5 separate regions of the Homo sapiens genome follow, and all the other regions are linked to region 3. Evidence: chromatin loops called from intact Hi-C (ENCODE). Cell type or tissue: Caco-2. All regions are shown on one strand. Each heading gives the region's core, and the rest is flanking DNA. Links, peaks and the distances in the headings are about the cores only.

Region 1 (5,894 bases), core at 534-5,533, 120 kb before region 3:
CATCACTATACACTTAGCAGAATGGCTAAAATAAAAAACAGTGACACCACCAAATACTGGCAAAGATTTAGAGAAATGGACCATTTGTACATTGCTGGTAGACAAGTAAAATAATACAGCCCCTGTTGAAAATAGGCAGTTTCTTTAAAAACTAAACATGCAACTACCATATGACCAAGCAGTTGTACTCCTGGATATTTATCCCAGAAAAATAAAAATTATATCCACAGAAAACCCTGTATATGATTGCTCATATCAGTTTTATTCATAAATAACCAAAACCTATAAAAAACAAATTATCTTTCAAGGGATGAATGCTTAAACAAAGTATTGCATATCCATACTATGGCATACTACTCAGCAATAAAAAGGAATGAACTATTGATACACACAACAGAGAATCATGCTGAGCAGGCGAAAAAAAGAAAAAACCTATCCCAAAAGTTTACAGTATGTGATTCTGTTTATATAACATTCTTGAAATGACAAAATTATAAAAATGAGTATCTAGTGGTTAAGAAAGGGGGATAGAGGAAAAATAGGTGTAGCTATAACAGGGCAATATGAGAGATTCTAGTGGTTAGGGAAATGTTCTGTATCTTGATTGTATCAATGTTAATACCCTGGTTGATAGACTGTATTATAGTTTTTTAAAATATTACCATTTGGGGGAATTGGGCTAAGAATACATGAGATGTGTCTGTATCATGCCTTACAACTGCATGTGAATCTAGTTATCTCAAAATAAAAAGGTTAATTTTAAAAATACAAAAAGGAATGAATACGCTAGATTATTAGTGCTAGTTAGGGTGGGGTTAATTTTCTATTAAGTCTAATTGGGTTTCTACAGACAACTGCTGGTGTAGCTATCTCCAATTCAAATAACCTAAAATTTTAATTTGAGAACTACTCAGATTCTAATTTAAACCTCTGGGTGCTCCCCTTTTCTATGTGGCAGCTTCTGCTGGTATATGTAACCGCACAAAAGCCAAACAAATGTATAACGCATAATAAAAAAACCAAAACCCTTTACACAATGTCAAAGTGGAAAATGAATGTGCAAATATTAGAAACAAATACACATGTATCTACTCATGGAAAGATCAAACAAAAGCATAAACTATAATATTTTTGTAGCAGTGAAAGAGCAAATGTTTTAAAGAAGAAAACAATCTTGTTTATCTTAATATATTAATAATGTCACTACATGGAAGGAATAGGAAAAAGCAAAGGACAGGTATTTGGCCCCGAGTTACAAACTCCAAGCAAATAATAATCAAAATATTCTGTCAACTTTTCTGCATTTCTTTGTGGAAGGTAAAGTCTAATAGTTGCTTGCAGCCATGCTTACTTTTTTTCCATTCATTCATTAATTCATCCACAAGAATTTTTGGAAGTCTATTATCAGGTACTTTGCAGTTAGAGAGGCAAGAAGATAAAATAGAAATGGTTTCTGCTAATCATGTTTTTATGATTTTATGTTTTAAATAAATGGGCTTAGTTTAATGTTTTGTATATAATGTTTTGGGACATAGTGTTTTTAACTTATTATAACTTATGTAACTAATCCCTTAATGTTGGGGCACATATATGTTTTCTCAACTTTTCATAATTATAATTAACACAGAGCAGTCATAACTGACAATAAACTAGAAATAAAAAAGACAAGAAAAATGAAAAAATACTTAAAAATAAATGAAGTCTTACAAAACCTCTCAATTCAAATTGCTAATATGTGCAAAATTAGTAACTGAAGAATAATTTTTTTTCTCTTTTCCAAATTGTTGTTTAAACCTCAACCTCTTGACAAACTTGGGTTCTAATTGTTTTTCTGTTCACTAATCTTTTAGGTTAACTCTGCCCTCCGCCCACACTGAACTACTTTCAGTTCCCCTAACTGACCATATTCTTTTTCCAGGGATTTGGATATGTTTTTTCAGTTTAGAAAACTCTCCCTACACAACACTGACAAAATCCTAATAAATCTTTGGGCTTCAAAGACACTTTTTATGTAAAACCTTTGCAGGTCCCTCAGAAGCCTGAGTGAAGTATACCTTAGTCACCCTGTAATTAATTACTTCACCATATTACAATGATCTGTTTACTTGTCTGTCTTCCCCACTAGACCCAAAGCTCTTTGACAATGTTTTGTTCACTATTTATCCCCAGCGCTGAGAAAACAGCCTGACCCATAGCAGATGCTACTCTATAAATACCTAATGAGTGAGGAATGAATGCATGAACAAATAGACTCTTAAGCCTCTGGCCTAGGAAGATGGGCAGCTCCTCATTCACCCAGATGACTGGATCTTGCTTATGAACACGGCCAACAACATAAGGCAGCTCTCTGAAATATATGTTAGAGCCTCAATCTTTCCACTGCTATACAATCTAGGAACTTAGGCACCTTTCCAGAAAACAACACCTCATCTAAGAGGTGTCTCCTGAGAGCTACTCTTGGAAGCACCGAAGTCCTTTTCACAAAGACTGCAAGGTCCTTGAAAAGATACACTGTGTAACTTCAGTGTACAATGAGCAGCTGGGAGTGTTTTGGGCGAAGTTGGTATAAAAGGGTGCCTTTAATACAATATTTAGGTAGGTTGACCTGACTGCCTAATTTATATGACGAAATATTAAAGCCCTGGGTACTGTGAGGATTTCCTAGTACTAAAGTTTGTCCTTATGTTTCCATCTTTCTCAGTATTGAGATTACAAATCTTGGAACACCAGTTCTGAGGGAGCTTGGTAGTCTTCCCTTCAACAAAGGCTTTAAGACACAGGACATATGCCTTGTTTTCTCAAGTCTCATTTCAGAAGATTCTTCCCACTGCAAACACCAATGCTATTTTTTTTCCCTCCTGACCTTTGTCAACTGTGTTGCTGTACTGCATTTGGAAGTATTACAATGGTCATTACCTGCCCTGTTTATTCAGTGTTAAGTATTAACAAGGCCTGTGCTATCTCAGCTGCTGTCATATTTCTCCAGAAAAGAAATGCCTATGTAAATGTCCTAATGCAAACAAAAGACTCTTTTTCTAGGTGGGGGTGGCAGAAGACTTGGAGACAATTGAAAAGATGGAAGAAAACAGTAGATATTTTAAAAGAACAGTTTTCAGAAATATATGAAATAATTGCACCATGAAATCTAATTTGAGGCTGATTTTTTTTTTTGTTTGTGCATTTGGTCAGTTCTGGCCTGGTATTTGCTCATATTGAGGCTATAAAGCACATATTTCTGGATTTATTTATAATGACTTCAAATAGTTTGATATTGAGCAAAAGTGTATAAATATATTACAGAATAAAGAGAAAAAGTAACCCTTGGCATCAAACTCTCTTTGTTTAGGGTTTACATGTTTGGTTTCTTGTGTGGAACAGCTATGTCAGAGTGGGTGGGATCCTGTTTCTGAGGGAATGGAAGAGTGCTGACAATATTTTCTTGAGCACAAAGAAGGGTGAAGAGTCTTATTAAAACTCCTACCAGATACTGCTTGTTGGACAGTGAAATTGCAAAACTTGCAAAGAGGAGGGCCAAACACCATGCAGAACAGATCAAATACAAATTAAAAAATTGACTTGGGGAAGAAAAATCTTTCACTAGAGTCAGCTTTTCTGTAGAAATTGGCCCGTTCTCATAAATTTACCTAAGTTTGTGCTTGGGTCAGATGACAAAGCAAAATTCCATCCTCTGATAGTTGCAAAAAACTGCCAGTGAAACAAACTGAAGCCAAATACATACTTCCTAGATGACATCCGATCCAGAGAAACAAAGGTGTAGGTCACTTTTTCATTTTTAAAGTACCCAAGGAGTTACAGAGAGATGAAAATAGACAATACGTGGAGAAAAGAAGACTGCTTCTCTTCTGTAGCTATAGCCATATGAAATAAAACAACTGTACCTGCTGGGACTTACAAATATGTGTGTTATTTAGGAGAACGGGCTCTGGAGTTACACTTGCAAGCTCTGAATCCCAGTTTAACCATTCCATTACTGTGTGAGCTTAGATAAGTTACTTAACTATTTTTAATTTTCTACCTTTTAGAAGTGAGTATGGACTACTTAAGCAATAGAAATTAACTAGGGCTGGAAAAAAAGAATGATTTGCTGGAAGTACTTCAGCAGCATAACCTTTATGTAAGAACAAATATCATCATTTATTGAGGGCCTACCTAATGTGTGCCAGGCATTTTGGATACACTATTCTAATCTTTATACATCCCTGCAAGGTTAATACTATTATTCCCAATTTATAAGGTTCAAAGTAGCTAAGTAATTAGATCTACGTCTTGAAGCTGAAAAGTGGCAAAAATATCTACCCATATTCCTTACCTAATTTTTTTTCCTTATTTTTAAAACAATGACCCAAGAATTTCTCTTCCCTCTCTGATTCCTTTTTCTCCAATCCTACTCAGGTCATAACTGCATTGGGAATCTCATTTCTTTCTTCTTTCTCTTCTTTATCCAGTTTAACGTTCCTGAATCCACTCACCAACCTCCCTTCTTCCTCCGCTTCCTGGTGCCACTGATCCCAATCCTTCCTCCAGTTTTGTTTGGCTTAAGTCCTGTCCTGAATCCCACTGCCCCATCAGGTCCACCCCACTCCATCAGCACTGTCATCATAATGAGAGCAAATACCTATTAGCACTTTTCTACGTGTCAGGTGCCTTATGAGATGGATACCATTATTATCCCCATTTTAGAGATATGGGAACTGGGACACCAAAAGGTAACATAGCCTACCAGGACACAGAAGTAGCAGAGATGGAGTGCTAACCTCAACAGTCTGGCTCCAGAGTTCTTGGTCCAGCCCTACTCTAGACGGTGCCACAGCCCTGGAGGGACCCAAGGGAAGTTGCAAATTCCAGCAAGTGAGTGTGAGCATGAGAGAGGAGGACCTGTTTCAAATAGGGGTAAATACATTCTATGATGTGTGAAACCAAATTGCTTCCCTTTTGTTGTAAATAACATGTAAATGTATACTTTTAAAATCACTATGGGTAAAATGTTTTTTTAGTGGGTTAGCCTAGGAACACTGTTTTTATGGGAACATAAATTCTGAGTTACCCCCAAAAAACTATTGGAACAGCCTGTTCATAAATTGAAGACTTCCTTTATTTCTGTTTGGGGTAAAGTTAAAGTAAGGGAAATCGGAAAAAGGAGGAAAGTAAGACTTCTCATTATTTGTAGATACAATTCCTGCACAGTAGAATGCAATCTGGATAATACGTCCCAACTTTCTAAGTGTGCTAAAAATAAATGTAAATGGTTCATTAGAGCTAATCTGGCAGCCAAAAGTGAATATTAATAACATGGAAGATCAATAAGATGCCCAGCAAAGAACAATGTATTAACTTGGTTCTAGAAATAGCAAAATGTGTGTAGGCCAGACAAGAAGCAATGGGACAGGAGGCACAGTCAGAAGAAAAATTCATCTCTTCTTTATAAGATTCAAGGAATTGAGAATAGACAAAATATGCCCATCTCTTTTTCCCTCTGCCCACTAAATAAGCAGTTTAATCAATTTTTACCTTTCCTTCCTTGTCTTCATCTGTCACTACTAACTCAATAGAAGAATGTATAACCCTAGTTCAAATACAGGTCAAGATGGCTATTATAAATATTATGAGCTTATGCTGTGACTTTCTCTCTCAGTTCTTATGTTGTATACTCTATTCAAGTAAGGGACAGCACAGAGTAGCTTTTACCCAAAGCATATTCAGTGAAGAAAGGGGTTCCATGGTCAAATAAATCTGAGAAATGCTGCATAATAATCCCCCTTTTAAGATATTGAAGGCTCTGAGACATCTTGCAGGAAAGACACCTGTATAATATATGGAACCCAGGTTTTCCCAAGCCTTTTGACCATATAATCCTTTTTACCTAACCCCTATTC
Region 2 (5,894 bases), core at 468-5,467, 100 kb before region 3:
GAGCACTGAGATCTGGAATCAGAGTACCTGGATTCAAACCAAGTCTGATGCTTACTAGCTCTGTGAAGATACCTCTGATTTTCAGTATTCAACTATTCAGTAGCTGAATTTTTGTCTTGCTTTAGATTTGAAAGGAAAGTAACAAAGAGGGCATTGCTATTATTTGATTGTAGTTTGAATCCCTGCTTGTCTAATTCCAGGAAGTTCCAGTTAATAATATACAACCAAATCAAATAACATATTGATGGAGGTTATACATGGGTAGAGGCAGGCAAAGCAACATCTACAAACCCCACTGGGAAACAGTTACCAGACACAAGCTAAAAATGTATTCAGTTGTCCAACAATATGAACCAAGGAAGTTCTTTTTTGAGATGGAGTCTTGCTCTATTGCCCAGGCTGGAGTGCAGTAGCATGATCTCGGCTCACTGCAACCTCTGCCTCCCAGGTACAAGCAATTCTCCTGTCTCACCCTCCTGAGTAGCTGGGATTACAGGTGCCTGCCACACCATGCCTGGCTAATTTTTTCGTATTTTTAGTTGAGACAGGGTTTCACCATGTTGGCAAGGCTGGTTTCGAACTCCTGACCTCAAGTGACACACCTGCCTCAGTCTCCAAAAGTGCTGGGATTAGAAGTATGAGCCACCACGCCCGGCCAAGCCAAGGAAATTCTAAGGTGAAACCCTGAAAAACAGAAAGTTCATGTTCCAAATATGTGAAATCAACGGAGTCCTTTCCAAATCAGATATCTGAACACAGGACCCAGGTTTTCCTCCTTGTTTTATCCAATAGTATAATTACTGCAATCATCACTTAATAACATATAGCTTTTAAATTACAAACCACATCCTTACCTCTAGGGAATATATGTAAAAATCTTTCCATTAAAATGCTAACATTGCTGGGCACAGTGGCTCACGCCTGTAATCCCAGCACTTTGGGAGGCCAAGCAGGTAGATCACGAGGTCAGGAGATCAAGACCATCCTGGCTAACACAGTGAAAACCCGTCTACTAAAAATACAAAAATTTAGCCGGGCGTGGTGGCACGCCAGCTACCCAGGAGGCTGAGACAGGAGAATCGCTTGAACCCGGGAGGTGGAGGTTGCAGTGAGCCGAGACTGCACCACTGCACTCCAGCCTGGGCAACAGAGCGAGACTCCGTCTCAAAAAAAAAAAAAAACCCAAAAACAAAAAACTAACATTAATAAAGTTTAGCACCAAATTGCTCTACCTGAGGTTGAACGGTAATGCTTTAGTTTAATTCCCTTCGGAACACATTATCTACTTTTTGGGTAGAGTTCTATCCTGATGTATTTCTTACTGGGGAGTTCAAAGAACAAAGAGCATAGTTGAGAATGAATTGAGATGAACTCAAACCAGAAACAAAGCATATCCACGAAAGGGAATAGATTATACAGGAAAGTAAGGATTAGGACCGATTCCTTTTCTAAATGACTGGCCACTGTTACAGCCTTATTCTGTTGTCAACAGTACTTCTGCTGTTAACTGAGCTTACACACAGTGTCAGTCAAGGTTTTCATTGAATAACAAGTGTGTGTGATTTCTAATACATGTGAGGCCCATTCTGACGCAGTATGTATTAAAATGAGCCAAGGGAACATCTACCAATGGCCCCTGTCGTTGCCTGCCTCACTGCTTTCCTGGATACATTTGCCTCAAGTGGACACAGCAGCTGGAGAGAGGGATGTAAAGCAAGACCTCCGTCACCCAGCATGCAGGAACATGAGTATTTACTGGCTCCATCTTCACTGTCAGAGAATACTACAGGGAGGATGAAACAGCTACCGCGATTAAAAACCTGCTCCCTTGAAAACAGCCATGCCACTGCTGTGCCACACAATGACCCTTTCAAGTCGGGTGCTGAGCTAGATCAGCACCTCTCCTGCAACTTCTTTGATGGCTCAGTGTAGACTGTACGGTGTGCCAGAGAGTCCAAGCACAGCTCCAGCAGGAATCTCCTGGAGCAGAAGGCTCAGGAGAAGATGAGAAGAACAGCTGCCTATTTTCTACCTCAACCACGGCCAATTTTGTGCTCCAGCCCTCCTTTTCCCATTCCAAGTGGCATATCCTTTCTTCCTCTGTCCCTCTATTTAACAGTCAGACAAGAATAATTTACTGGAAAATTGTTAAGTTATAAAAATAACCATGCTTTCTTTCACTTCTTTTCCCAAAAGTTTGTCTCCTAGAGCCAATCTTTAGAATCCAACTCTTGGTGTGTATTTTAGAAAACACCTTGAAGATGACGGTGGCTCAGAAGCACACTATGGTACATGCTGCTGCTATGGTCAGTGCTCTGTGCTCTTCAGTCCCACTTTCCAATACTGAAACTTGCTTCAACACAAGAATTTATATCAGACTGATATTGTCACAAGTTCCAAGGATCCCAGCTGACATCGCTGTGGCCCTGCTTGGGGGAAATAGAACTAAAAGACTTTATATTAATTCACTGGTATCTTTTAGTCCACTGACGATCATATAACACAGTTCAGTAGATTACTGGGAAAGTGAGGCACTAAGAACCCTGATGTTTTTGTTCCCAGAAAACCTGAAGCTCAAGACTGTGTATAGGGAAGCACTATAAATGACTTCTGACCCTCTGCTTGAAAAAAAAAAAACAAAAACAAAACAGCAACAAAACAAAAAACAAACTAAGAACGGATCAAGAAGTTCCTCAGGTTAGGTTTTAACACGAATCCTTAGCACATTATTATCTTTCTGCTCTAAAACTGGAGTTTGCACTTTAAATAGAGATTTCAATAAATTAATGCATTAGCTACAAAGAAATGGACTCAATTTAAATGACTAAGCAAGTGACCTGAATATTATTTCCTTTAAATAGCCTGAGCAACATGAAAAGAAAATACAAAAAGGAATCTGAGTAATGCCCTATGTCTACAAGATTCCATCTAAGTAGAGCATGTCTCCCACAATGTGACTCACAGGAGGCCTGCAGCTTCAGTTTTGAACAAACAAACGCACGTCTTCATTCAGCACAAAGCTAACTAGTGTTAGTTATACAGCTAACTAGTTATGCAGGCTATCCATATTTACATAATCAGAAACACATTGCTTTCAATAAGACAAGGCCCACTGAGTTACATATGACCCTAAGGTACGTGTATTTCAACGCATGTTAAACTGTACTTTTCAGAAAATCATTTTGTTTAACAAACTCTCAGCAGGCACCCTGATTAGACATAATCTATAAGGGCCCTTTGTCTCGAGCTACACTGCTCTGCTGTATGGGGCTCTCTTTGTGGTGATAATTGGTTTGGCTGTCCATTCCACCCATCAGGTGATAGAAAACTATCAATCAGCCTAAATGCAATGTGAGAGAAGTCTCGTTAGCCAATTAGTCAGTAATGAGAACATTAGCTAAGATATCTTCTGCAGAGGGCACCTTAGCCATTCCACTAGTCTGAGAAGATGACAGTCCCTATGTGATTAATAAAGATCACAGGATACTTCAGAAATTCTACATGGGTGAAGAAGAGAGTCAGAAAGAAATGCACTCGGAAATGCTGACTGTTTCTAGTGCTGCCAAGTGCTTTACGCAAAAACATTCCAAAACCACAGAACCACAGAACTTCAGAGCTGGAAAGGACCCTGAAGATGATTTGATCTCACACCTGCATTTTACAGATACGGCAGGGAGTGAAATGAATTGTCCAAGGTCACCCAGCTGGCTGGCAATGGTGCACCTCTTGTGGCTCCAAAGAAAAATATTTGGACTGATAAAAGCAAACAAAACAGGCAGCACATCAGTATGGAGAGATCCTACATGGCTTCTGATATTTTTATGGGTGTGTCTTTTTTCTCTACTGGTGGCAAGGATTATATGTTTTCCTTCCCTGACTTCCTAGGGCCAAACATGATCACTGTTTGTCCTGAGGAAGTATCACACATATTTAGAGCAATGGCTCCTAGGCCAGATTGCCTGGGTCCATAATGCCAGCTCTGCTACTTACTACACGTGTGACTTTGGACAAGTACTGAATGCCCTGTACCTCAGCTTCCCCATCTGTAAAAGAGGATAATAGTCCCTACCTCCCAGGGTTATGACAATAATTAAGAGTTAGTCTACATAAAACACAGGGAACAGAGGCTAGCACTTGCAAGCTCGGCTATTATTATTCATGAAGGTGCTTGTGAAATGACAGCTGCAACGACAGGGCAACTTCTGCATATACAGGAATAATACTAAGATAAGGCCTGGGCGTGGTGGCTCATGCTTGTAATCCCAGCACTTTGGGAGGCTGAGGTGGGCAGATCACGAGGTCAGGAGATCCGAGACCATCCTGGCTAACACGGGCTACTAAAAATACAAAAAATTAGCCAGGTGTGGCAGCATGCGCCTATGATCCCAGCTACTCGGGAGGATGAGGCAGGAGAATCCCTTGAACCTGGGAGGTGGAGGTTGCAGTGAGTCGAGATCGATCGTGCCACTGCACTCCAGCCTGAGAGACAGAGCAAGACTCCGTCTAAAAAAAAGAAAAAAAAGAAAAGATAAATTAAGGCAAATTAAACACAATGCCATAACTTTCTTGGGATGAAGACTGAGGGAAATCACAGAAAGAAGAGTAAATTCAAAGGGGAGAACCACACCAGCCTCACAGAAATTTCAGGAAGCATCGCTGAAGCTTTGGATGACAGTCCTATCATGTCCCAACCTGTCTGCTGGACTGCTCCCTGGTACGGTCAATTGGGCATGTTCTAGCGGAAATCCACAGGCCCACTAACTCCCACAGCCCACAGCCATGGAACCATGGCTGACCATGCATGGTGGTCTTTACCCTTGTGCCATGAGTGGTCTGAGGACTAAACATGCCTTGATCAGAAGCATTACCATTCTCTGAATCACCAGGCCCCTAACCTTGAAGGTTATGTCTCCTCTCCCAGAGGCTTTCGTTATCTGCTCCTCCTCTTGACCCCCATAGCACTGTAGGCACAGCCCACCCACCCCGACTGTGCAGGTGACATGGCATTGCCACTGCTTGTCTCATTCCATCTCTGTATTTCATACTGCCCTGCAATGCTGTCTGAATGCAGGGCCAGGCATGCATTTGACAAAGAGGCCACTTCAGTGGATTGTCCCAGAGTTAATACGCACCAAGCAACAAGAGCTACTCTGACATGGGTGCTAGTGCACTGCTGTACAATGCCTGGGATTTTCCTCTTTTACCTTTTAGGAGCAAAGATACTCTATTATCACCACTATCAACCTCTCCTCTTATCCCTACCCCTCAAGAAAGAAATGGAAACACGCAGGAAGTTCAAAGGCCAACTCATTTGCTACTGCTGGAGCGGGCAAACAACGCACACTCACAGAAACTAAATAAGTGAATGAGGAAAATGGAGTGCACAAAGACATGAGAGGACAGACCAGTGAGACCAGAATGCAGTCAACAAGAGAGGGGTTAGGGTCGAAAAGGCCCAGGAAAGGGGTGGGGTGCTACCGAATTCTGACTTTTTTCCTTTATAGGTATTTACTTATATCTGGTCTCAGAGACACACAGGGAGAAGAAGTGGGAGAGAGAGCATCTAACAAGATCCTTGAAGGCAGGAATGTTTTCCCATTTTCATTTCTATTCCATTGTAGTGTTGAGAGCAGCTCCAATCATCTGAAAGAGTGAATGGCTATTGGGTGGGAGGCAAAGGGAAACAAAGAAATATACCGTGAACTCCGGGACACATCTTAAAACTTGCCTAAACTCCAGAGAGGGAGGTACTCATCAAGTGCAGTCTTCAAAAATTATGTGGGATTCACAAACAGAACTCATCTCCAGGTAGAGGACAAGGGTCCCTCCCACCTGAACATCAACAAGTAATGCAACTCTCCCTCTCCTACACAACGTTTATATGGTTGATATCC
Region 3 (5,894 bases), core at 364-5,363:
CAAGAAGTACTGAGCACCAATGAATTAACGCATTTAATAATTAATTGGCATCCTTGGAGGAAACTGTCCCTCTGTAATGTAGCCACTGGGCTGCTGTGAAAAAAGATTCCAATTTATATTTGTTGAACAAATGATTTGATTAGTGACCAAAGTAAGGAGGAGTGAATGTTTTCCAAGCATGAGCTTTTCCACATGGCCTGGGTCAGCCACCGTACAGCAAGGCTGGCATGGGGCCAAGAGCCCTCTTGCCAATGAGACTAGACGTCTCTGAAGAGCCACCATACACCCAATGCCGAGAGAGTTCCCCAAACAAAAGCCAGCCACGGAGTTCAACAACTGGCTTGCCATGGCACCATATGCTCCACAATATTGTCCTGCTGCAACAGTGGGGCCTGTCTTCAGTGTCCCCATGTGCTGCACAGCTGTCAGCCCAGGAGCTGTTTTATCATTATTTTCACTGTTTTATTACTTTTCTGGGAATTCAAATCAGTGTAACCACGCTTGATGCGCCGGTGAAAAATGCTATCTCCCTCCCCCTTCTCCTTCAACCTAATGAATTGCCTTTTTTCATAACAAAGAGTAATGAGCACCAAACCACATAATATTTATTCAAGGAACAAAAGACTTAAGAATGGGGTGGCAGGAAGAGGAGCAACTCCTGGGTGTGGACAGAAGAAAAGCTGGACGTTATAACAGAGCCCCTCACACTGATCTCTGGTGACAGTGGGTTCAATTTATAGGGAAATCCAAACCTTTTGGCTCTCCCCACTCATTCCTGGGAGGGGCTTCCTTCAAGCAATTCCCTAGTTCATGTGTAGAGACCCTGCTGCTGAGAGGTGGCAGGAGCCAAATGTAATTCATCCCATAGCCTTGACTGTGAAGTGTCTGCACATTTTATTTTTCAGTGAAATTCCCCTAAAAAGCCTCCTCTTGCCTCTCTCATAAGCAATAAGCCCAGTATATCCCAAAATGTTCTAGATACATCCCTTCCCCTCCTCCCCCACCGCATATTATCATGACCTCCATTGTGGATGAGGGCATAATTTAACCCAGGGAGAAAGGGCCACAGAAATAATGGCGATACTGGAGCCGTGTTTATCTCAGATGACATGAATCTTAACCCTCCCCACTTTGTGCCATAATCAACCGCTTATACTTTGTCAAGTTTTCTTATTAGTCCAGAAAATACAAAATAATGTACGATATTAGGAGTAATTTAACCGAACCCATGGTTAATCTCCCTCTTTATAGACATGGGCAGTGTTTAATCATTCCCTTTGCAAAGGATCCCCAAATTGGGAGAGGCTGGATGGATGACTAAGTCAAGTTGGTGCAAAATGAGTCACGTTTCTTGAAGGTCACTTCCCCAAATGTATGAGCCACCAAAGGGAAAGGAAAACTATTTCTTAAGGTAAGCTAGCTATTAAACAAAGATTCCTCAAAAAATGATAAACAATGATGCTAAGAAAGAGGTTAAAGTTAAAGGGCTATGTGAACAACCTTAGGAAATTTAGCACCAGTGGCTGGGTTGCTTTTTCTTCCTCCCATTTCATTATTCAGTATTTTGAATTTCTCCATTTAAAAATTCTATTTTGAAAATTTTAAAGGAGATTTTTTGTTTTTGTTTTTGAGACGGAGTCTCGTTCTTTCGCCCAGGCTGGACTGCAGTGGCGCTATCTCGGCTCACTGCAGGCTCCGCCTCCCGGGTTCACGCCATTCTCCTGCCTCAGCCTCCTGAGTAGCTGGGATTACAGGCGCCCGCCACCGCGCCCGGCTAATTTTTTATATTTTTAGTAGAGACGGGATTTCACCGTGTTAGCCAAGATGGTCTCGATCTCCTGACCTCGTGATCCGCCCACCTCGGCCTCCCAAAGTGCTGGGATTACAGGCGTGAGCCACCGCGCCCGGCCTAAAGAAGATTTTTTAAACTATAAACAAAGTTTAATTTTTTTCAAAAAGTCACAAAAGTAGTCACTTCTTCCTACAACCTGTGCCACCCATATGGTTGTGGGTTTTAACATTGAAAATTTTCTTTCTAGATAATTTTCCTCAAGCCCAGTAATCAAATATTTTTCTAAGCAATCCTCTTGCTTCTTCCTCTTACAGTCTCATTCCTGTAAGTCTGTCAAAGCTAATTATCTCGCTCCTCAAATTTATTGCTCTTTAGTGTATCATAAACACATATATTACAAAAAGTTGAAGAAAACAAGTGTGCATTACACTTTGAAGGAAAAGATAGACATAAATATTCAAAGTATGCACTATCTTTGTTAATAGAGTAATGAAAACGGCATTAGAAAAAGTGGATGAGAATATCAAAGCCAGCCAATCCTCCTTTCTTCTTCCATATATGGTGGTCCCCACCCCCAGAAGTCAATACCAGAAACTCCTACACCATTACTTCAGAATAAAGAGGAAAGCAAAGTTCTCTAGTCTGCAATCCTTTGACATTCCAGACCACAGATAAACACGAACCCTACCAAACCAGTAACACAAACAACCTGTGCCTCCGTGGAGGGCACGAAGGCATGATTCTCACAGGCACAATCATTAAGCTCCTTTACTTGAAACTACTGTTACATCTTTCTGAACCTTCCAATTCCAATCTCAACCACAAACTGAAAGTTAATAAAAAGCCCCTGAATGATTCATATAAATCCTTTAAATCTAAGAACAGGAGCCAACACTAAAAAAGCAATAGCCCATTTAAATTTCAATAGCTTGAATGCCAGACATCCCTGATTGTCACATTTTGTCACCCACCAAGTCACCATTTCATGTTCCTAGTTCACTGTGGGATCCAGACATATTCCACTCTAACAAATACAACTTGCCAGAAGTATTTCTGAGTGTGGTTATTTACGATTTTCACAAACAACTTTTTCAAATATTCCTTCAATAGGTTCTAAGAATTAAGTAGCATGAAATCCAAATCTAAAATCATTGTCTCCATGCTTCATTGAAGAAAATGAACGTGAAAAAATCCAATAGCAGCTGCAAACCATTTAAGAATTCCTAGTTAAACTGCAAAATACATTTTCAACCATTTAGCCATAACAACTTCTAAACGGAGAAAGTTGCTTCTTTATATAAACCACCTCTGTTTACCAAACATCAGAGAATCTCCGGGCAGAGGGCTACTGCAGGATGGGAATAGTAAGAGAATGTTACAACCCATGAGGTGCTGATCTGCACACACCACCGTGAGGAAATACCTTAAGTGATTAAAGACAAACGCCACCTGCATGCTTGGCAAAGGAGTCCACTGCTATCGCCACACACTCTCCCCAGTGAGAGAGGGGAAACGATGGACTGAAGTCCCACAGTGGATTAGAACTGGGCACAAAAGGAGCCAGGAACAGAAGATGGCAGCATAGGAAGGGAATGTTATGCTTTGCCCCAGCTGGGGACTCTGGCAGTATTATCACTTAGGCATCCTGAAGCCCAAACTCAAGAATAAAGAATTAAAATTTCATATCTTCTTTGACTTAGTATCCAGAAAATTTTGTTGAATTCTGACATATCTCAAATTTCTTTGCGTATATGTTAACAAGATACTCCTATTTATAAATTCATATGGCTATTTGGCTATTCTGTCAAAATTAGCCTTTAGGCCAGGCAGAGTGGCTCATGCCTGTAATTCCAACACTTTGAGAGGCCAAGGCAGGAGGATCGCTTAAAATCAGGAGTTTGAGACCAGCCTGGGCAACATAGTGAGAAACCATCTCTACAAAAAATTTTAAAAATTAGCCGGGCATGGTGGCAGGCACCTGTAGTCCCAGCTACTCAGGAGACTGAAGCAGGAGAATCCCTTGAGCCCAGGAGTTGGAGGCTGCAGTGAGCTAAGATGGTGCCACTGCATTCCAGCCTGGGTGACAGAGCAAGTCCCTGTTGTCTTTTTTTTTCTTTTCTTTTGAGACAGAGTCTCACTCTGTTGCCCAGGCTGGAATAGTCTTGAAACTTTGCCACATTTTTCTTTAAAGAAACGGTCTGAAACACTCACTTTTTGAGTTATATTAAAAACAAAAATCCAGCTGGGCACAGTGGCTCATGCCTATCAACCCAGCACTTTGGGAGTCTAAGGCAGGAGGATAGTTTAAAACAGGAGTTCGAGACCAGCCTGGGAAACAAAGCAAGACCCTATCTCTTAACAACAACAACAAAATCCATAGTAAGGTTAAGATTTGATTTTAGTCATTTATTACCTATTATAAATCATCTCCGGACTCTTTCAAATAAAAATAAAATGTTTTCCAAAGGAATTAGAAATTACATGTTTATTGCAACAGCTGTAATCTCGATAGTCTTTGGAAAATAGTTTTTATCTAATAGTTGTTATAATCAGATAGCTATGAAATAACTAGTATTCAAAACATTTAGATAACCATTTATCTATAATCAATATAAAGGGAAGTGTACGTCATGCAAAATGCAAGACAGTTGTCTACCTTGCATATAGGTGAAAGTCATCCTTGAAAGAAAACATTCTAGTGCTAGAAATAAAAGAAATAGAACCATGAAATATTAGAAGCAAACACACAAAAAATAAGATGGCACTCCTCAGAGGGACAGTAGAGTAGCTAAACTAAAGAATTAAGGAAAAGTTGTAGGTTGAAATTTTATTGCATGACCAGAGCAGCACCTTTAAGAATCTCTTTATTTGGGGCCGGACGCGGTGGCTCACGCCTATAATCCCAGCACTTTGGGAGGTCAAGGCGGGTGGATCACGAGGTCAGGAGTTCGAGACCAGCCTGGCCAGTATGGTGAAACCCTGTCTCTACTAAAAACACAAAAAAATTAGCCGGGCATGGTGGCACGCACCTGTAGTCCCAGCTACTCGGAAGGCTGAGGCAAGAGAATTGCCTGAACCCAGGAGGCAGAGGTTGTAGTGAGCGAAGACCGCACCACTGCACTCCAGCCTGGGTGACAGGGTGAGATTCCGTCTCAAAAAATAAAAAAAAAATTAAAATTAAAATAAAAAAGAATCTCTTAATTTATCATACTGGATGGCCTAGGTGCAAGATTAAGAGAGAAGTTTTTAATTTTATGTATACAACCAACTTTTGCTATTTAAGCCACTGAAACAGAAGGCACCTGGCTATCTATGGAATGAGGAAGCCCCCTTTCCTAAAGCTTACAGTGAGCACATAGCTGCATTAACTTAGCTAGCCAAAGGTTCAGAATAAAGAAGGAAGCAATAAGATGCTATGGGCCCAGCTAAATGGCAAAAAAAAGGCTAAACCAAATCTAGATCATAAATTGAAGCATAATACTTAGTTTATTGGAATCATTTGGTAGAGAATGACATATAAAGTTTAGGCGCCGAATCACGTACATTCCCACCCTTGGTTTATCTCTCTGGGTCAAATCATTGCCACATGTACCTTGTACAAGGTTCCAGGTCCTATTGTCACTGTCACAAAGGTGGAACATGATATGGTGGGACAGGAGATGGGGAGAGGAGAAACATTCAAGGCCAGGGGTATGTGAGGCCAGGAGACAGCAAAGTTGGGGACCTCATCATAAAACAGCAGGGCCTGGCAAGAACCAGCACTACCATGTCCCTGAATTGTGGCTCCTGTTCAGACCAATAAAGGAAAGTCAAATAGATGAGAACTGCTCTTTGCCAAAACACGGCTATTTAGAAAATGCAGTTGCTCAGACAACCTTTTCAAGAAGAAACACTGCAGTCAGGTGAAGACAGAAAAATATAGTAGCCAAGAGCACAGATTCTGGAGCCAGGTTGCTCCAGCTACTGTGAAAATATAGACGATAATTATTATTATCTTAGTGTAAGGGAGCTGCTATGCCAAAGGGAAAGCAAAATAACTAAGAACTCTGATGAAGGGCAGTCTTCAGACCACTGCAGCACCTGTGTATAATGAAAACTGATA
Region 4 (5,894 bases), core at 551-5,550, 77 kb before region 3:
CCATGTTTTCCCTTTGGAACACTTTGTCTTTGAAGCCCTTCAAGCTCAGAGTACTTTTTTTTTTAGTAGTGGGTCTATGTTGCCCAGGCTGGTCTCAAACTCCTGGGCTCAAGCAATCCTTCCACCTCAGCCTCCCAATGTGCTAGGATTACAGGCATGAGCCACCGTGCCTAGCCCCAAGTTTAGAGTATTTTTAAAAATTACTAATTTAAGTTTCTTTGCTAAGAAAAGAGAACCTAACATTTGATGTAATTTTTTCATTATTCCTGCTGAGTAGATAGATATTGGACATAAAATGAACAATCACATATATTATATATAATAAAATTATATTGTTAGATATAATACATGTATATATATATATATGGCATTATTGTTAATCTATATTTTCTTAGTATTTGTATCTTGCCTGTCTCAGTTATTTCATGTTCTCATGTTTTAACATAGTGTCTAACTCATCATGTTCTAGCTTTCTGGTATTCCCATTATTTTAATCCACTATCATTTTGTTTCATTAGTCTCCTATTTGAGCATTTAATTTGTTTTATAATTTTTTTCCTGTTCTTCTGAATTAATCCTTTGGGTCTAAACAAGGACCTTCATGTTATTGGCCCAATAAGAAATCCAAACACAGTTAGAACAGAGAATAAAGGAAGAAAAAGAAAAAGAGAATCGGTATGAGACAAATGAAAGAAGAGTCTGGGGCTATGTTTTCTCCTGAGAAGATGGCATCTTCTATATAAAACGCCGGTAATGGCATCTGTTCTTCTGCATATGCTGAACAACACTGTGATTCAGGTGAAGATTGTTTTTTTCAATGTGATTTCACTTTTGCCTAGATTATTTAAATGCAGAGCAGAATCAGAAGGCAGTGCTTTCTAGGACAACTCTCATTATTTCTACTGGAGCTTTACTTTCATTTAAAAAAAATCTGTCTAAAAGAAGCAAAGAAACAGGTACCTTTATATTACCAAAAGCTTTAGGGCATCTTTAAGCTTGAGGAAGAAAAGAAAACCTCTTTCTTACTCATTGTAATATCCCTAGCACAGTCACGGGAGCATACCAGGTAAAATCAACACAGTCACAAGGCAAAGTGGGGATTCAATGAACACTTCTGAGAGCAATGCCTGCTGGCAGGGAGGGTGTTCCTTTCCCTGAAGGAAATCACTTCTCTTTACTGTACACAGACTTATGGATGGAAAAGTTTCAAACATCTGATAACACCCAGTTCCTAAGGAATGTGCTCAGGAACAGCTGCTGACTGAGGATGATTTAGGGCAAAGGTGAAAAGAAATGCTCTGACATTCTCATTATCTGATTATTAAGGAGATTTTAAAAATACTTATTATTTTAAAAACTCATAAAAGAAATGCATAAAGAAATGGCTGAATGTCAAGAAAGGAATTACCACATCTAGGCCAGAAGATAGTCTGATATAGGTCAAATTTCATAAATTCATATTAGCATATTCCTCACTGAGAGGAGGCTGGGGTGAAAACTGACCTATATAATTTTAAGTGTGTCTACAAGAGCTAAAGACCAAGATAAGATATAGGAAAAAATTAAAGGATTTGTTAGTTTTGCAGAAATTGTCAGGGTTTCTATAGCATTATAATGGCAAAATCAAATATGCATCTTTTTCAAAAAGAACAGCAAAAGGCATCTAAAGCATTGGCAAAAATGTTTTTCTCCAACAAAATAATTATGATATATGAAAGTCAAAAGATCCCCAATTTTTGATATGATGTGATATATATGATAGAATATCTATTTTTATTTCAATTAATAAAGGTCTAGAAAAGTTTAGCTGGGGTTTGCAAGGACATCAAAACAAAGGAACAATAGAGCCATTAGAAGCTACAAGCCTAGGCTGGGCGCAGTGGCTCACGCCTGTAATCCCAGCACTTTGGGAGGCTGAGGCGGGTGGATCACCTGAAGTCAGGAGTTCGAGACAAGCCTGGTCAACACGGTGAAACCCAGTCTCTATTAAAAATACAAAAATTAGCCGAGTGTGGTGGCGGGTGCCTGTAATCCCAGCTACTCAGGAGGCTGAGGCAGGAGAATTGCTTGAACCCGGGAGGGGGAGGTTGCAGTGAGCTGAGATCGTGCCGTTGCACTCCAGCCTGGGCGACAGAGTAAGACTCTGTCTCAAAAAAAAAAAAAAAAAAAAGTCACAAGCCTGAAATCAAAGTCAGGCCTGTGAATCAAGATGGGCTAAGTTCTCTTAATTTAACCCCCAATATGCTTCCCCAATACAGCTCAGTAACACAGTTCTGAAAAACATTATAAGAATTTCTTTGAACAGGGCATTAGATCTTTGAACAGGGCATGTCTAGTCACAGCAAATGCATAGAATGCCATTTCAAAGACAGACACTAAATTAAAAGGAAAGTTAACAGTCTTGCTTATTTTACGGATTTCTCCTACAAAGAGTGTCAGATCCTTTATTAATGTTATAAAATAGTGTTTGAATAACCATTGCCTAAGTAAAATGTCACTATTATAAATGATATTCTGATGCCCTCAAATATTCTAGAATTCATTTAAATACAGGTATTGAATATTTTGTTATTCATATAAAAGTAAAATGTTTGACCTATTCCTAATTACGATATTAATATAACAATCAGCGTGACCACATATAATAGTGGAAATCTACATACATATGCCATTGGATTTCAGTCACAGGGCCCAGGTTCTAGCTGAAATTCAGCAGAGCATCATCTGCTAAGTTAAATAGGAAGGGAAAAGCAGCAACTGGAGCCCCAGAAATCTTTGTTTTCATTCCAAGTTACCATGAAGAAATATGATGGCTCAGGTTTTATACAGTCAGGAGTGACAAAAAGGCACGCACGTTTGATGTGGACTTCTACGTGGTCCCCACAAGCAGAATTGGATTGTCAAAGCTCTACTCATCTTCCCTTTATTTTTCCTGTTCCCTCAGCCACCAGCACCAAATCCTAGAGCCGTATTTCATTTTTCAGTGAACACCCTGGGAACAGTCATCGCTTTTTACAGGAATCGGACTCAAAAGAAAACACAGTCCCTAAGTAAGTTAAACAGTTCAGTGCACCAAGGAGATTTATCAGAGAGAGAGATCTGCCTAATGAAAGTAACCTCCTAACTACGATATGGGAGACTGCATTCACTGTCTAGTCAAAAAACATACTGCCTCTGATACAGGAGGAAGACAGCAATCTAGCACAGCTAAGATTGGCAGGAAACAAAATGCTGTTCTTAGAAGTTCTGGTATGAAAGAATTCTGAAGGATTTCTGTAATCAAAACAATGATCAAAGTTCACCATGATGCAAGAATTCCAGTACGTCAACTCAAGGCAAGTAACAAGACCAAGTTTGCATGCAGTTACTAAAATACAACCTTGGCCAGTAAAAATTTGTGCCAACCTAGACATAGTTTTCACCTATTTAATGAAAAATAAGAAAATATGATGTTCAGAATGGAAATGGTTTTCATGAGGAAGGCTGTTGCTTCTCTCAGAAGCGGTCACCTTAGTCCAAAGCTTGTTACTTAGACTTCATTTGGTGTTGGCAGAAATTACCACTAACTGGCAAAAGGAACTGAGAAGAGAATGACAATATGGTGCCTGTATATGCAACTGCCACAGAGCCCAGTGTTTTGACATTGTTACTGAAACAAACTCAACTATTTATGAGAGCTACATTGAATCAGACAGTTGGTGTGGCAGAAAAAAACATCTGTTTCTGAAGTCTTTTTGTCTAGAAAGTCACTAAGAAAGGAGGAGAATGTACAGCAATCCCCAACACAAATACCTCCAAAAAACCATAAATAGCATTGTCAAGTAGGAACAGATACCTCCCGCCCCCATTATAACAACACCCAGCAGACTTGGTTACTTAGGAGCCTCAGATGACGCATCACTGTGGACAGCAATCTCTCTTCTGGATAGTTCAAAGTTTCCCTCCTCACACACTGAAAAAGGTTTTTTTAAAAAATTATTTTGAGTAACATACCTTCAGACCCTTTTGCCTTCTTAAGCAGAGAACATGAACAAAATTAAACTTTTTTCTTGATCTCTGGATCATGAAAATCAGACAGTTTAACAGGCAGTGGTGAACTGTCTCCCACACCATCATGGTTCCAGGACCAGCAGCACTGGCATCACCTTGACAGAACTGCAAATACTGTACTCAGACCCCTCCCAGACCTATTAAATCAGATATTCTTGGGGCAGGGCCACGCTATCTATGTTTAAGCAAGCCCACAAGATGACTGTGATGGAGGCTAAGGTTTAACGACCAGTGTCAGCTACTAAATGACTCTAAATTGCTGCGCTCTGAGAGTTTTCTGTCTGCTTTCAATGGGTTTTCCTACTACTTGCTATTATTATTTATTTCTGCCCACCAGGTAGCTGCCTTTGTTAGTTCTACTCTCTTCTAATTTGCTGTATCTAATCTGCTATAAGCTTAGAAATCAGTTGTTGCAGTTGCTAAAATCACATATACAATACAAATAGGTAGGATGAAATGAGTAAACAACTGCTTAGGAATGGGAAAAGCACCGCTATGAGGAAAGTGCACAGTTCCAGGACATAGATTTTGAGTATCTATTTTGGTTATGTAGAAGTCTTTTCCACTTATTTCCTCAACTGCACAGTACTTCCTTGAGTCTACTCATCAGGAGAAGAGGTTGCTGGATACTGAATTCTGGTCGATAAACACGTTTCTGTAGTTTACAAGTGAGTAACTGCAACATTTATCTTAATATTTTTCATAGAAAGTATTACCACTCATTAAATATTTGCTATGTGCCAGGCACTGTGCTAAACATTTTATATACATTATTTACTTAGCTCCTCACAACATGATGCAAGTATTATTAGCCCCATTCTAGATGAGAAAACAGAGGCAATTTGCTATTGAGTAATCTGCTTAAGACCATAGGGCTATTAAGAAGCATGGCCAGAACTCAAGTTCGCTGGATTTCAAAGCCAAACAATTTTACCTATTTTTATTAATATCTCTTGACCATGCAGGAAAGAGACAGCCAGGCCGGAACTCAAAACTTAGAAGACAGAGACACAGAGAGGGAATGAAAGCCACAGAGAGAGAAAATGAATCTCAAGAGGAGGACAGGACTGTAATAAGCCGTCAGTATTTAAAGATGCATAGATAGATCCTTCCTAGGAAATAATCAGGAAGACAAGTGACTCAAGTCATGCCATTCTGTCTGGAAAGCCAAAGCCTGCCAGTGTCCCTGGTAAGAGAGGTCCCCTGTCCTCCTCCCACACACTCACTGTGGGGCCCTCTCAGCACTATCTCTGCTTCCTACCTGGTCCACATTTTGGGTAGCCTTAATGGATTTCCCAATTTACTTCCCACAGGGGCCAATATTCCCTTTTATAGCTTGCTTTGGGGTCTTTACAGTTATTATTTAAGCTTGTTTAAAACACACATCATCTTCTTATTTGCAGACATCATGAAGTTAGAATCTTCCAGCAGAAGACTGAAATACTGTAACTGACAGTAACTGACCATCTGGAACACTATAAATGTCTTCTTTACTTCTTACTTTGTTTATTTGTTTGCTTGCTTGCTTTAAAAAAAAAAAGTAAAAGGAAAGATTTCAAGTTGTCTTTCTTTTAGCCCAAGATTTTGCTAAACATACGGTAGCACTATGATACGTTGTGTGGTGCTCTCTAGAACACTGAATATACAAACAGATGCTATAGGTGGATATGAAATAAGTCACACTAGGCATGCTGAAAGAGGTTATTTAAGAATGTGCTCATCAAGCATCAAGACACACCCTGTATCTTCTTAGACCCCTTCTCCTCCTTAGAACTCCTGGGAAAACTCCATTTCTTACCTTGTCCCCATTTCTTACATCGTCCCCACTTCTTACTGGGGAAAAT
Region 5 (5,894 bases), core at 482-5,481, 53 kb before region 3:
CTCCACATCTGAAGATGCTGTTTGCCTGTATTTGCTTCCCAGCGTCCTTCCTCCCTGCCTGGTTGCCTGTTGGGCCTAACATGGAGCTCTGCCCACAGTAGTGTCGTTACTATGGCCACTAGCCCATACCAAGGCATGGCCTTTGCAGTCCCCAGCATACAGCTCCCGACCTCACAGGCAAGTCCATCTCTATTGCTGTCAGGAAGTAAAAGTTCACACGGGGCGGGCACAAAGTCCTGCTCATCCCAAGGCACCAACGCACCCCCACCAGGCTTTCCCCAGAAGGCAACTCAACCACTCTAGGATTTTTTTTTTTTTTAAATAAACTGTATTAGGAGCTTGTCAGAAATCCCGAAGTTGGAGACCACTGTGAAACTCCTGGGTCCCACCGGGGCTGAGCTCGTACCAGTAGCCCTAAATTCAAAAAGAACCAGGGAAGGTTCTATTTACAAGTGAACTGGACTCATGATGCTCCACCAAGGAGGCAATCCCTGAAAACAGGCAAGGTTCATCAGCAACTCTAACCGCTCAGGGTGTGCTATTACTACTTTTTGAAAACAATCGTCTGATTATACAAACATGTATATAGTGCTTAACAGTTTACTCTGTATTCTTTCTATGAATAGTTTCATGTTTACAACAAATCTAGGAGGGAAAAGGATAGAAATTATTATCTCCATTTTATGGAAAAGAATCGAAGGCTCAGAACCTAGCTAGTAAGTAAAGAACCGCAAATAAAGCTCAGGTCTTGTCTGTCTCTTTCCACTACATTACAGCTCACCTTCTGAAAGAAGCTTCATCTTTGTGGCATCTGTAAAACATTTCCCCTATCTTTCCCCACATTGCCCACTCCTCTTAGGTGCTGGAAGAAAATGCCCACTACTTTTACACATATAACTAATACATGGTTGCTGCTCTGCAAATGATTTCTGAATAAATGAGCACTCCCATGCATGCCATTCCAATGCACAGTCACCCTTCTTGCCCTGGGCCAGATTTAGGGAGGTCAGGAGCATCTAATATGGAATCTTAAGTAGTCAGAAAAACAGGAAGGAATACAGATGGATATGTTCCTTGTTTGCACATAAATGCTATTTGGGCTTCTCAGACCTGACACTTGAGCCTTTCCTGAACCGTGTGCTTTTCCTAACATGCAGGTCTGCCTGTCAAATTTATGACATCATGCTACCATCCACTTTTCTGGCAACTCCAGTTATTCTTTAGTTTTACCTCTCAGTCTAACCAGAAGGTTCCCCTAAGTTTCCCCTGTATTAACTAGGCCAATTGATGTTTTGCCAACAGCAGGGTCTGGGTATTTTATTTTGTTTTAGATCCACTTGCCATTCTCTACCTCTCTCCCAGGCAGTTTACAAGCATTTGGCCCACTCCACTCCTCCTCCAGGCCTTAAGTTCGCCCCAACACACTGACTCCTGTAGGCTACAGAAAAGCCCAACGGCAAAAGAAACACCCTAGATTGAAACACACACGCGCGCACACACACACACACACACACACACACACACACACAGAGAGAGAGAGAGAGAGAGAGAGAGAGAGAGAGAGAGAATAATGGAACTCACCCTCCTGCCAGCAGAGAATGGCCAACCCCATCTCCCCAGTTCTGGTTATTTCTAGAAATCTGAAATCTATAATATGTCACCATCACTTAGCACTCAGTAAGTATTTATTGGATGAATGCATGAATGAATGATTACTATTATCTGATAATATGCACGTGAGAGAAACTTTATCAAACGCTTTCTGAAAATCTAAATTACTAGACAAGCAAAGGGCCGATGACTACTCAGGGATTTACCCTTTAGTGGCAGACACAACTTTACAGCCAGGCCTACTTGTCTTGTTACAATCACTTAAATATTTTATTTGTTTACAAAACTCTTCTCAACTATTTTTGATGGTTTGTTGCCACGTGCACAACCTAATGTGCACGTATACACAGGGAATGAAGGTATGAAACCTGGCACACTGCCACCCTAAATATCAGGCAGGCTCCTCAAAGACAACAGTAATGCTGTGTATTTCTTTATACATTTTCACTACTAGATCAGCCATTTGAAGGTTTATTTATTCCTAAATTCTTCAACTTCCTGTATCTGAGTATTTATGTCTCAGATTTCCCCATTACCTCCTTTCCCACCACTTTATTCCTAATATTCCACTTTTCACCTCGTTACTATGAAGCACGACCTAACGCCAGCATTTATTTCCTGACCTCCAAAATGAAACGACTCATAAACAAAACAAACAAAATGGAAAAAATTTTAGCAACTATTTTTGGGCCCCAGAAACAAAACTTACTTTTCCAAAGAAAGAGAATCCTTTAACCTACTTTGAGGACTAACAAATGACTTGAACACATTGTGTTCAAGGTTTTGTCAAACGATGGGAAAAATACAAAGGTCTAGTATTTAAAATACTACCTTTTTTTCCCCTACAATGCATCACCCTAGTCCAATGTAACCTTAAAAACATCGGGGGGCGGCAGGGGAGGATAGCTATAACGGTTTACATTGGGTTATAGTCCTTGTTGTGGCTGCTGTTGCTATCATTTGGTGATAATTTGGAAATGCTCCCCTGAATATCCCCTCTGATGCTTCTGGCATCCCAGTATCTGCCCCCAGACCACAGTGAAGCTGTTAGCAGGATGTGAACAGAGTTCACAAAATCAAGGGTTTGTTTACATACCAGCCACAGCACGAAGAAACAAATAAGGTCTAAATGCCTGTTGTCTCATCTGTTTTTGTGTTTTCCTTGCGTATTTCTTCCCAAGCTCTTAACAAACGGGTAATGGGTAGTTAAACATTTGCGACCAGTTACTCATCTTGCTTTGCAGTCATAGAGCTGGTCTAAGTGGAGCAGCCAGTAACTTCAAAGGACACCCTAGTTTGGATCTGTTTCCCAGGGGACAGAGCGCAGGCCCCAGGGCACCCTCATAAAACCCGAGGAGGGAATTACTCCATTCCCCACCCCTGGTTACCTGAATCACACTGTGCACATGTACAGAAGCTAAAAGGTTCTCTACTTTGCCCCCATTTGACTCAGGAAAAGGAAAACAAATGATAGATACCTGCACTGGTTCCTCCCACTCGCTACGAACTCCATTCTCTGCGCCCTTATGCAAACCTCTTAGAAGGGTCAGGGCAGCTGTTTCCAGAGCTGCTTGGCCAAAACGGGCAAACACATGGGCATGAAAAGAATTCTGAAAATACTTCCGATTGCTTTTCTTGTCTCTCACACAAGAGCATGCTTAACCCACGGGTACCTTTCAATGTTCATGTATAATAAATACAGTTTCAAAATAAAGAATAAGACACCCAAAATCCTACCTATTGGGTGTAGCTGCTGCCTTCATTAGTCAAATTTTCTCAGAGACCGTAGCTCCAGTTGCACTGAAAACCGTCGTTTTTTAATTATTTTATATCTGTGGCCATTTGTCCTACAGATTTCTTCTTGGCCTCTATCATTTTTGCCAGTGGAAAATTTATGCTTTCCCCTTTAACTACTACTGGTCTAAATTTACTTTAGTGAAGAAAATTTTGGCTCTAACTAAAACTCATGTAAACTTTCCATTTCACCGTGATGTTTTCTTTTCTTGGATTCAGCACAAGTCTTTTCTAATCTAAGAAATGGCTCTTACAGGCCCTCCTCAAATGTTTGTTTTCCAATTTAAGAGGATCTCTCTGTACATATACATAAAACATTAAAAGCTTCAGTGATGTGTCCAAAGTTGCTCTAAGGCGGGAATAGCTGATCTGACCCTCCACCATCCGCACATAGGCGCTACCTCACAAATGTGTCTGGGTAAGACCCTGCCCCATCAGCGTCCCCTGAAACTTCTCTTCCTTGAATCTCACTTTGATAAGCACACATGCTTGGACTCAAACAGGTCATCTCCAGTATCCATTTCTTTCATTTTCTTTTGTCCCACAATAGAGTTAAACAATACACTGTCTCGTCGTCCAAATGCTTCAAGTGGTTTTACATGCTTTATTCCAACGATCTTCTCAGTATCAATGTGAGAACAGAGAGGATGAAGAAATTTCAATCATTCTTTAAGGGAAAAAAAAAGGCATTTAAAATATCAATTATTTTGCGATCAGCTCAAGATCTTACAGGTATGGCAGAATCAGAACTAAAGTACCAGTGTTCAGACCCTCACGAATATGGTGAATTCATCCTCCTACTCTCTCTCATAATATAGAGTAAACCTAAATGTAAACTGAACCACTTAAAGGTGGGGTGGGGTGAACGAGAGAAGAGGGGAAGGGGACCATGAACATTAAACCATTTCACTAGAAATTTTCTTTGTTTCTAACCTGTCGTAGGAGTAGAGAAAAAAAAGAGAGATTTTAAAAAGAAATTTTCTTTCTTTTAAGCTATGTCCCTATTGCTCACTTTGAAAAAAGAATGAAAATAGGCCGGGCACGGTGGCTCACGCCTGTAATCCCAGCACTTTGGGAGGGTGAGGTGGGTGGATCACCTGAGATCAGGAGTTCGAGACCGGCATGGCCAACATGGCGAAACCCCGTCTCTACTAAAAATACAAAACTTAGCCGGGCATAGTGGTGCGTGCCTGTAACCCCAGATACTAGGGCGGCTGAGGCAGGAGGATCGCTTGAACCTGGGAGGTGGAGGTTGCAGTGAGCTGAGATCGTGCCATTGCATTCCAGCTTGGGCAAGAGTAAGACTCCATCTCAAAAAAGAAAATACAAAACATTCTCCTACCAATCCTTACTCAGAATTGAAATTTTCTATTTTTTGTGTGACTCTTTTACTAGTGATGTTCTCTTTTACTAGTAATCAGAGGGTCCATGCTATCTTATATATCCTCTCAATGAATATGACTTCATATACTCATCCCTGCCATAGCATCCCATTCTAAAGACATTTTTGTCTTACGAAGCAATATTTGCCTTGACATTCTGTTATTTGGGAATTTGCACTGTTTCAGTTTCACTGGAAATAATGCTACCATGAGAAACTTTATTCTTCACAATGATTTGGAATTTCCTGTGGTTTCTACGCTACGAACAATAAAGTTTTACCTCTTTTTAATTATTGTGAAATTCTTTCCTGGATATATTGTACCCATTTACAGAAACATCACCAAAGTGTAAGTGAAGATGTTTTTCCACATTTTAATCAACGCTGGGTTTAAAACTCACATTTATTTTTTTAAAGTGTCTTAGGCATATAACTTCACTTTAAAGTTGTCTTAATATATGTTCTTTCAGCTCCTAATGAGGGTGTGTACTTTTCAGGGTGATAATTTATCATCTATATTTCATCCTGGGTCTCCTTCACTACTCACACTGCCTCTTTTTAAGCACTGAATCATGTCATAGGTGGAGGAAGGGGCCAAAAATAATTGTTTAATCATAACTATACAACCAACTCTTTACGATGAAAAACAGAATTCTCTACTTCAGGAAAATGAGATTATATTTAGCCTTCTGAAAATGAGTAACAATCAAGCATAAATACTTGTTAACAGGTTCACACATAAGCACATGAAAACAAAATTGGCCAAGCTGAGGCAGGAGGATTGTTTGAGACCAGGAGCTCGAGATCAGCTTGGGCGACATCGCAAGACCTCAACTCCAAAAAAAATTTAAAAAATTAGCCGGGCATAGCGGTGCACACCTGTAGTCCCAGCTACACAGGGAGGATCATTTGAGCCCAGGAGTTCGAGGTTATGGTGAGCTACGATCTCACCACTGCACTCCAGCCTGGGCAAAAAAGTGTGATGGGAGGGAGGAAGGGAGGGAGGACGGGAGGGAGGGAAAGAAAGAAAAGTAAGGAAGAAAGGAAGGGAGGAAGGAAAATTTACCTGGTCTAAGAGGGAGAACCCTTTCCCTCCTCTCTCCCCTAT

Evidence for each region. Peaks named below come from ENCODE experiments on the same cell type or tissue, not always from the same donor. Only the 100,000 strongest peaks of a DNase experiment are listed, where the experiment ranks them.
Region 1: a loop joins it to region 3, with 5 times the contacts of the local background. A loop is called at or near these places in 3 of 110 quality-filtered maps.
Region 2: a loop joins it to region 3, with 7 times the contacts of the local background. A loop is called at or near these places in 3 of 110 quality-filtered maps.
Region 4: a loop joins it to region 3, with 4 times the contacts of the local background. A loop is called at or near these places in 12 of 110 quality-filtered maps.
Region 5: it touches region 3 in a loop (2.6-fold over the local background); 11 of 110 quality-filtered maps call a loop at or near these places.

The regions. Positions count from the first base shown.
Region 1 is chr4:140,017,251-140,023,144 of GRCh38, forward strand. The region is part of intron 1 of MAML3 (mastermind like transcriptional coactivator 3); the gene reads right to left. It overlaps LOC124900783 (a long non-coding RNA gene), which reads left to right. Exons shown (of 3, transcript XR_007058278.1): 1 at 1-5,894. Among named protein-coding and RNA genes, the nearest start is that of MAML3-AS1, 110 kb to the right of the region's middle. In Caco-2, for the core only: no CTCF peak of the experiment used is centred there; DNase peaks (open chromatin) are centred at 2,261 and 2,911.
Region 2 is chr4:140,034,617-140,040,510 of GRCh38, forward strand. The region is part of intron 1 of MAML3 (mastermind like transcriptional coactivator 3); the gene reads right to left. The region is part of intron 1 of LOC124900783 (a long non-coding RNA gene); the gene reads left to right. Among named protein-coding and RNA genes, the nearest start is that of MAML3-AS1, 90 kb to the right of the region's middle. In Caco-2, for the core only: no CTCF peak of the experiment used is centred there; a DNase peak (open chromatin) is centred at 2,975.
Region 3 is chr4:140,135,378-140,141,271 of GRCh38, forward strand. All of the region lies in intron 1 of MAML3 (mastermind like transcriptional coactivator 3), which reads right to left. It overlaps MAML3-AS1 (MAML3 antisense RNA 1), which reads left to right. Exons shown (of 5, transcript NR_147610.1): 4 at 1,252-1,411; 5 at 2,278-3,480. Among named protein-coding and RNA genes, the nearest start is that of MAML3-AS1, 10 kb to the left of the region's middle. In Caco-2, for the core only: no CTCF peak of the experiment used is centred there; DNase peaks (open chromatin) are centred at 2,434 and 3,244.
Region 4 is chr4:140,058,216-140,064,109 of GRCh38, forward strand. All of the region lies in intron 1 of MAML3 (mastermind like transcriptional coactivator 3), which reads right to left. LOC124900783 (a long non-coding RNA gene) reads left to right here. Exons shown (of 3, transcript XR_007058278.1): 2 at 5,016-5,129; 3 at 5,454-5,550. Among named protein-coding and RNA genes, the nearest start is that of MAML3-AS1, 67 kb to the right of the region's middle. In Caco-2, for the core only: no CTCF peak of the experiment used is centred there; no DNase peak of the experiment used is centred there.
Region 5 is chr4:140,082,440-140,088,333 of GRCh38, forward strand. The region is part of intron 1 of MAML3 (mastermind like transcriptional coactivator 3); the gene reads right to left. Among named protein-coding and RNA genes, the nearest start is that of MAML3-AS1, 43 kb to the right of the region's middle. In Caco-2, for the core only: no CTCF peak of the experiment used is centred there; a DNase peak (open chromatin) is centred at 2,952.